2 separate regions of the Mus musculus genome follow, and region 1 is linked to region 2. A link is a loop called in an ENCODE intact Hi-C map of the cell type or tissue named here. Cell type or tissue: heart. All regions are shown on one strand.

Evidence for each region. Hi-C counts contacts between places; a loop is a spot of excess contacts. Peaks named below come from ENCODE experiments on the same cell type or tissue, not always from the same donor. Only the 100,000 strongest peaks of a DNase experiment are listed, where the experiment ranks them.
Region 1: a loop joins it to region 2, with 2.6 times the contacts of the local background. A loop is called at or near these places in 2 of 42 quality-filtered maps.

The regions. Positions count from the first base shown.
Region 1 is chr14:46,315,374-46,319,373 of GRCm38, reverse strand. No RefSeq gene overlaps it. Among named protein-coding and RNA genes, the nearest start is that of Gm15217, 62 kb to the left of the region's middle. In heart, no CTCF peak of the experiment used is centred here; DNase peaks (open chromatin) are centred at 1,693 and 2,653.
Region 2 is chr14:46,654,261-46,658,260 of GRCm38, reverse strand. D330046F09Rik (RIKEN cDNA D330046F09 gene) reads left to right here. Exons shown (of 4, transcript NR_131909.1): 2 at 3,428-3,524. Among named protein-coding and RNA genes, the nearest start is that of D330046F09Rik, 18 kb to the left of the region's middle. In heart, no CTCF peak of the experiment used is centred here; a DNase peak (open chromatin) is centred at 1,890.

The DNA of each region.
Region 1 (4,000 bases), 340 kb after region 2:
TCAAATAATGTTTATAATAAAGGCATATATATTAGAGTGCTTTCATATTTTATGAGCGATCTGTGATTATAAAAAATTTATCAATATGGCAAAGACATCTCATATTGGTTTGACTTATCTCTTTATAATTAATCAAATAGGTGGATATATCATATAACCACACTGCACAAAACATTAATGGCATGCTTTTAAAATTGGTGGCAAAAGTGAATGAAAAGTTAAATCATGGCTGCTTCACACTGTCTAACATTCATATCATTGCTTCACTTACGGAGAATTACAAAATTATGATTAAACTGCTATGAGTGATTTCAATTACTCAGAATTACATAACAAAATCTACTCATTCAGATTGCTTCCTTAGGAGCATAGAACAGTTATTTGTGCTTTAGTTCATGACATTTGAAACTTCTTTGTTCGAGTGCCTTGTGGATCACAAGGCTGTAATTTTTCAAAGCCATTTACAGCCATTGCTTCACTCGCTGTTTACATGGCAGAAGCCTCCTGTATTTTCACTTCCCTTGCATAGCATAGGTGCTAAGATGCCGGTGATTGGAAAAACCCCGATCGAAGCAAAGGCTAAAGTTGCCTGAGACTATACTGTCTCATCAGCTTCCCACACAGCCCACAGGCGCTTGCTCTTCCTAGGCCGTGCTCCTGTTTTGCTTGAAGATGTATTTTTGTGTTTATCTGATAGGGATCTTTTTTATCTCCCACTGATGCTCTGTAAGAGGAGGGACCAGTCTATGTTTGGTTACATTTTTTTTGTGTGTGTATATATTCATGTGTATATGTGAACATGTGTTTTGGGGGGCTATGTTGAATGTCTTGTTTTTTATTTTTGAGTGTTTTTGTTTGTTTGTTTTGTCTTGTCTTGTCTTTGTATTTTGGTTTTGTTTTCAAGACACAGTTTCTCTGTATAGCCCTGGCTGTCCTGGAACTCACTATGTAGACCAGGCTGGACTCGAACTTACAGAGATTCACTTGCCTCTGCCTCCTGCATGCTGGGGTTTAAGGTGTTGAATGGCTTCCTCAGTTGCTCACCACCTTACTTTTGGAAGGCTTTGGTTGTGCAGCCTTGTCTGAGGTGGTGTGTCACTGATGGTAGGCTTTAAGATTTCAAAAGCCCATGTCAGTCCCAGCACCCACTCCAACCCCTTCAACTTTTGGATAAGGTATAAGCTCTTAGCTACTGATCCAGTGTCATAGCTCCCTGCTTGCTGCCATGTTCCCCACCTCAATTCTCATTGAAACAACCACAATATATTTCCATGCTGACATCTTGATCCAGGCTAGGCCTCATCAGACACTATTTTGCCTTGAGAAATACTGCCCGACTAACACACAGTCCCTGAATCAAAGCTTAGAAATTAGTCCCAGCTACAGCTTTCTCTGAGCTGAAGCGACGGGATTTGTTGCGTCAGCAGCTGCTGCAGCGACATTGTGCCTTCTCTTGTGTGTCTGCGACTTTCGTGGCATCCCCCCTCTTCCCCCCCCCACCCCCGGTTGGGGGAGGGGACTTTTGTTTATGCATGAAGCACCACTTTCAGTTAGAGTCATGATTATGTGACTTTTGGTATTTGCCCTGTCCTCACTCTGGGCCAACACAAATATGTTATCACACTCGGCCTTCCTTAGCATAAGAATGACTTTGGAAGGCCACAAGATTTTCTAATAAACAATAATGAGGGAAATGGGAGCACCTGCAAAAGGAAGGAAAGCCTCCAACTGCAGATTCGGAGATAAGACATAACAAAGCCATCCACGGTCTTGTGAAGCGCTGGTCTCGTCCAAGAATGTGGAATGCTAGGAGCACTTGTGTGGAATTCCCTGTAGCCAGCTTGTTCCAACACAAGCAATCGGAGCCAGCCAACCCAGGAGCGTTGTCTGCCTCACGGTCACTGAATGAACCCCCAGACATCCAGTAAGGGAGAATCTGCCCAGGAAGGAGAGAGGGGACAAGTTCCTGGCACCTTAAACTTGGTATTAAACTCCAGTGGGTAATGGTGGGAAGAGCCGCTCCCAACCATTCTCCCTTACTGTTCCCGGGTAACCCGAAGCAATCCGCTGATTCTTACAGCCTCAGTCTGACTATTAGAGGCCTGTCTCTGAAGCTTGTTGTTGGGTTTGGGGAGAAAGAGGGTCCCGCTTTTTCCAACTCTTCAAACTTCACTTGCACGTTAATGTTTACCATCCTCATTTTAACCTTCTGAAAATAGTCCAGCCAGACCAGGGGATCTTCAGGTTGATTTTATTGCCCAAATTTTATTTCTCTACTCTTAAGGAAATTTAAACTTTTCCTAAAAGCCTAGGCTGACACTGTCTAGATTTTGTTCTCTTCTTTCACTCTTTGCAGAAATAACTTGTTCAGCAGCTTGGATGTGGCTTAGGGTAGAGTACTGGCCTAAGTGTGGTCAGTGGACGGACACTTGACCCTACTCTGGGGCATAAGATGGGCGGGGAATGTACTCCAGAGTCAGATCGAGCTAGGTTCAGATGGCTTGCATCTTCAGACATCTTGAGCAAGTTTCTTCAACTTTCCAAGTCTTGCTTTCTTCATCTGAGGGAGAAGAGACAATTGCTCTGCTTTTCCCAGTTCTTCCCTTTCCGCTTTCCCTGCCTTCTTCCTCCATCTCCCTTTGGCTCTGCGCCTGCCTGTCCCACCCTCTTCTGTTCCTTTAGTGTGTGGGTAACATTCAGTTCACAGGGATCAAGGGTCTGACTACCTGAGTTTCTGTTTCCCCTGCCTTCTGGCTTCTGTCTCCTTTTGTGACCTCCGAGGCAAGGTCAGAGGACCTGTGTCACTTGGCATGAGGACATTCTGCTAGTTTTTTATAGATTAAATTAGAAGATTCCATCTGTACAGGGCTGCTCAGAGTGAGAAACACTGGATTTCATGCTCCAAAATGAATGTAACAAAATTCAGTCTTTTTAAAAAAAATCAACCTGGGCTTAAGCAGTGGTGATCTTAGATTCACTAAGTGTCTTAGAATGGTCTCCTTTCAGGGATTCTCCTCTCCACTATTATTGAGGAAAGACTGGGGAACTGGAAAGAGGGAAGTGGAGAGACAAAGAGCAAAGAAAGGGGTAAAGAAAATATCTAATAAAAAGTGCATATACAAAAAAAAACACAAAAAACAAAATCCAAGAAAGAGTGTGAATGTGTGTGTGTAAATAGGTGGTTGGCATAATTTGGAAATGACTAATAAGTTACATTTTAGGAGAGGGTTTTATCAGGTTTGTGAAAGTCAAACTCTGCCTATTTTATGCTGAACTTCAATCACAAAGAAGACAAGAGGGTAGAGTTCTATCCATAGGCATGGGTGTCGAAATCAACATAGTCTCACACAGCTGCAGCAATTGCCACGCACCTTAAGTGCCTGCCCCTGCCCCTGCCCCTGCCACTTGCTGTCTTGGCCTAGCACAGCAAATTGAGAAACGGGTTCCTCATAGATGCTGTGACAGAAGGGTCTGTGCCCACTTTCTTGTGGGGGGGTGGGGAGGGGAAGCAAAATGACTCAGGTGGAGTGTGGCATTCTGAAAAGGGGAGGGGAAATGAGCACCCTGTTTTAGGGATAAGTTAGGGACTAGGATGAGGGACACAGAGTGGAGAAGACAAGACCACTGAAGCGAGCAGGAAAGGAAAAATTGCTGCATTGTAGGGGAACAGATCTGACATGAGCATTAAAGGGTGTGATGATGTCATTCTTAGCAAAAGTCCCCTCGCACCCGTTAATGCTTAAGCTCTGAAGAGGTGGACTGGAGTAATTCAGCTGGACACAGCCACTGAGTGCAAACGGCTTCCTAGATTTCCCCATATGTGTTTCTGTCTTAAACTATTGATAGCTGCAAAGGAAAGGGGCGGGGAACCCTTTCATTCAAGTGTGTAGAAGATGCTTTGCCTGTCTTTAAGCCCTTTGATGAAAAGTTCTTTCAGAAAAATTTAACCTTACAAGGATTCTAAAAAGCCTGTCTTGCTTTTAAAACTTGCTACTCATAG
Region 2 (4,000 bases):
TCCACCTGGCATCTTCACTCCTTTTTTTCTTTGCATAGATGATTCTATGCTCTCATCCTGTTCTGGGCTCTCAGGTCGCTTTCCTGGACGAGACCCATTCTTGGCTTATTATTTCAGGAGTCACCAAACTACCACCAGCAGATCAAATCTGAGTGAACATTACCTGTGCTGTTGTGTGGCCCAAGGAATTAAGAATGCTATTTATCACTTAACTTTATTACTTAAAGTTTTTGGTGGGAAGGTTGTTTTGAGACTAGGTCTCTTTCTGTAGTCCAGGCTGGCCTAGAACTCCCCATGTAGCCCAGGTTGGCTTGAAACTCACAATCTTTCCTCCCCAGTCTTCTAAGCGCTGGGTGACAGGTATGTAAAATTATCAAGTTGTAGTTTTAAATGGTCTAAAAATAATCAAAAGGACACTACTTCATGAAGTATAACATGAGATCCAGATTCCAGTGTCCATAGCAAAGCTTGATTGGTATGCAGCCAAGATCATTCTTTATTATTATTATTATTATTATTATTATTATTATTATTATTATTTTTAATGCAGGCCACAGTTGCATTCAAATTACAATAGCAAAGTCATTCTGATGGTGTTTTTTGGGAAAAGAACCTAATCTGTGTTCCCTTCGATGAGAGCATTTGTGTCTCTCTGTGTCTTTGTCTTCTTTCTGTCTCTGCCTGTCTTTCTGTCTCTTTGTCTGTCTCTTTGTCTGTCTCTGTCTCCATCTCTCTCTCTGTCCCTGTCTCTGTCTCTGTCTCTGTCTCTGTCTCTCTCTCTCTCTCTCTCTCTCTCTCTCTCTCTGTATTTTTCTGTCTTTATCTCTATGTGTGGATGCATGTGTGAGGACCTCTGTATTTGTGTGAGTGTATGGGTGTGTGTAGGTCAGAAGTCAACTTCTGGAGCTGCCCTCACCAGTTATATCCACCATGTTCTTTGACACAGTTCTGGGGCTTCTAGGCAGGTTGTCTGTCCCTGAAGTTAGGGGTCTGCTTGCATCTACTTTCCCAGGATGGGATGTATGTGAGCAAATGACTGCATCCAGCTTTTCCTGTGGATTGGGGGGCAGGATTAAACTGGGGTCCTCATGCTTGCAGGAAAAGCACTTTGCTGACTCAGCCATCTCTCCCACTCTCCCTCTTTACAGCCTCATCTGTTCTCTTGCTATATTTTAGTCTCTCGATAGCACTTGTCATTGGTTATAAATTATGATATTTTCTTTATATATATATATATATATATATATACTCTCATTTGTCTGCCTGTCTCCTAAAAGCTCTGGAAGACAGACCTTTTCTGCCTACTTTGAAGTTACATGCATGGCACAAAACAAAACTGGACACTCAGCATTTATATATCTAATGAACCCATGTCTTGGTAGATACAAGTTCTTGGATCTAGTTATTGCCTCTGAAAGCTTAAACCATCCCACATTGATTCACCGGTTCATTGATTGAGTCATTCATTGTACAGAGGGCCTAGAGTGTGACAGCCTGGTGTCCTTGGTGTATCCATTCATTTGACTTCAATATTTGACCTACCAAGACTTCTGCCTTCCTTGGGATGCCCCAGTGGGGCATGTTGCAAGACATCAGACGTGTGTCTGAGTCTCCTGTCTGGGGAGGCTGTTTCCGGTCCTGTCCCATTCTCCCTTGATGACAGCATTGGGCTGTGTTGCTCAAGACTCTAAATCTCCAGGAGGAATGAATGACCGGCTGCCTTCCCCCAGGAGGAGGCAGCTGTCCTCATTTTTGTTCACTCAAGCACAACCTTTTCTCCTGTTTCTGCCCTAAGACATCTCTGCTCCCCTCATTCCTTCACAGGGCCTACTTGCCCCTGCGGCCTCCCACTCACACCTGCAAATCTCGTTCACACGGCATCCGATTCATCCTTGGCCCGTGAGCAGGCAAGGAGGGCGGGAGTCCGGCGCACACACTTCCTCTTCCTCCTCCTCTTTCCTGCCTTCCCTGCAGATGGGTTTCTGTGAAGGACTCTCCAAGCTTTTTCCCTGGGGTGGAAACTTGGTCTCCTAATGGCGCCTGTGGAGTAGGAGGATGTAAGCCTACTTTATATTTGAATGGCTCGCAGTTCCTGGTGATGATAGGAAGGTAATTACCCACCCGTAGTTTACTTAACAATTACTCACAGAATGTAATGTTGCAAGATCTCAGATTTGGACGTGAAGGGGAGAATACAATTCCCCTCCAAATGGGCTCAATTCCTTTCCTTGTGTGCTAGGGTGAAGGGTCCACTTTTAATACTTATCTGACTTGGGGTTACTTTCAGTCTGGACTTTTCTGGGTTAGATCTCATATAAAATATACTTTCTCATTGTAAAAACTATGTGCCCTGAATTGATTAGTCTGGTCACTATCCCTGTAATATTATAGCAGGGAAAGTTGGTCTATTTTGATACCTATTTTATCTCTTGATGGATTGTCAATTTGTCCTCTGAGCAGTAAGAAGAAGGAGAGATGCTGTCAGGATGGGAGATAGCCAGGGACTGTGGAGACAGATATTGGACAGGACCAATGGAGGACTGGGATAAGGTGAAGTCGGGTGATCCCAGTCATTTCCCTGGCTTCACCAAATGAAGAATCAGGGACAACTCTCTTGTGTCACCTCTATCGCCCTTCTTGGTTCTGATTTTAAATATGGGTCTGTGCGTGTTTCTGCAGGGCCTCTGAGAACACCAGAGTAGAAAGTTCACGTAGAGGGTAATGCCATTTATGTTGGCCACCTGGCAACCCCAGGCACCGAGAAAAGCTCCAGGCCCATGTGGATGCTTCGTAAACATCATTTAACGTTTAATGGAGGGAAGAGACCAGTAAATGTGCTCGTGGTTGGCAAGAGGAGTGGGAATCTGATCCCCTCTTTCTGACACTTAAACCCTGACTTCTTTTTTTTTTCCACACACAAAAACACATACAGCCAGAGAGAATGGATGTGCTGCATATAGGAGATTCAGTAAAGCAATTCATTAAGGGGAGGGGGGGTTCTTCTTTTGCTGTTAAATGGGCAATCAAAATACCAATCCTGCAGTGCAGAGGCGGATATATCCGATAACATTAAAGAGAAGGCTTGACCAGTAACTGGACTGGAGCAAAGGAAGAGCCGGTCTTTCCTTTCTTCCCAACTCCTGACCCTCCCTTGTTCCAGAGATGCCTTACAGAGATCAGAGTGTCCATGAATTACAGGTGTGTATGTATTACCTGTGGGTCTCTTAAAATCCAGATGTGGATTCAATAGGCCTCAACTGGGCTGGACTCCTGCACCTCTAACAAGCATCCAGGTGCTGCTGTGCTGCTGAACTGAGTCTGCACTAAGTAGAGAGGCTTCAGGAAACGCTCTCTTGAGTCTGCCTTGCTTGCTTCCTCTAAGCCTGAGGTCGACTCAGAAACAAGTGACTTTTTTCTTTTTTTAAAGGTTTGTTCCATGTGACCACATTGGAAGAGGAACAGGTGAAAGGCTTCAATGACCTAAGTCCTTATTTTGGGTTTTAACTTGTGCTTCAGGGCAAGAGGTATGTATTACACTCCTCTGGGGTGAAGTGCTATTTCCTGGAACCTTTTGTTTTTCATGGAATCCAAGGTGACTGCAGGTCTGAGACAAGACACATTTCAGCTGTGAAGGAGGGTAAGATGAAATGATGGACACTCCTTGTGTGATTTTCATGCCAACCTGAACAGGTCAGCATGTGATAGAAAGTAAGAAAGACAGGCTCTTGTACTGCATGTAGTGATTTTTGTTGCCCCCAAGTGAGGAGTCGATGTTTGGCTGTTTGGCAAAACCAACTTTGGTCAACGTGTCTGTTTCAACTTCTCCACCAGAGCTGAACATTCTTCAGTGTGGATATTAGCTAATCTGGCTTGTTGGTTCCCTGGTCTAGTGAGAATAGAATAGACAAGAAGGGGGCAGACTGTAATGGCCGGAGCATAGACGTGAAGAGAGCCAGATGTTTAAGACTAAAGAAGAAGCACCGACTATAAAATAGAATAC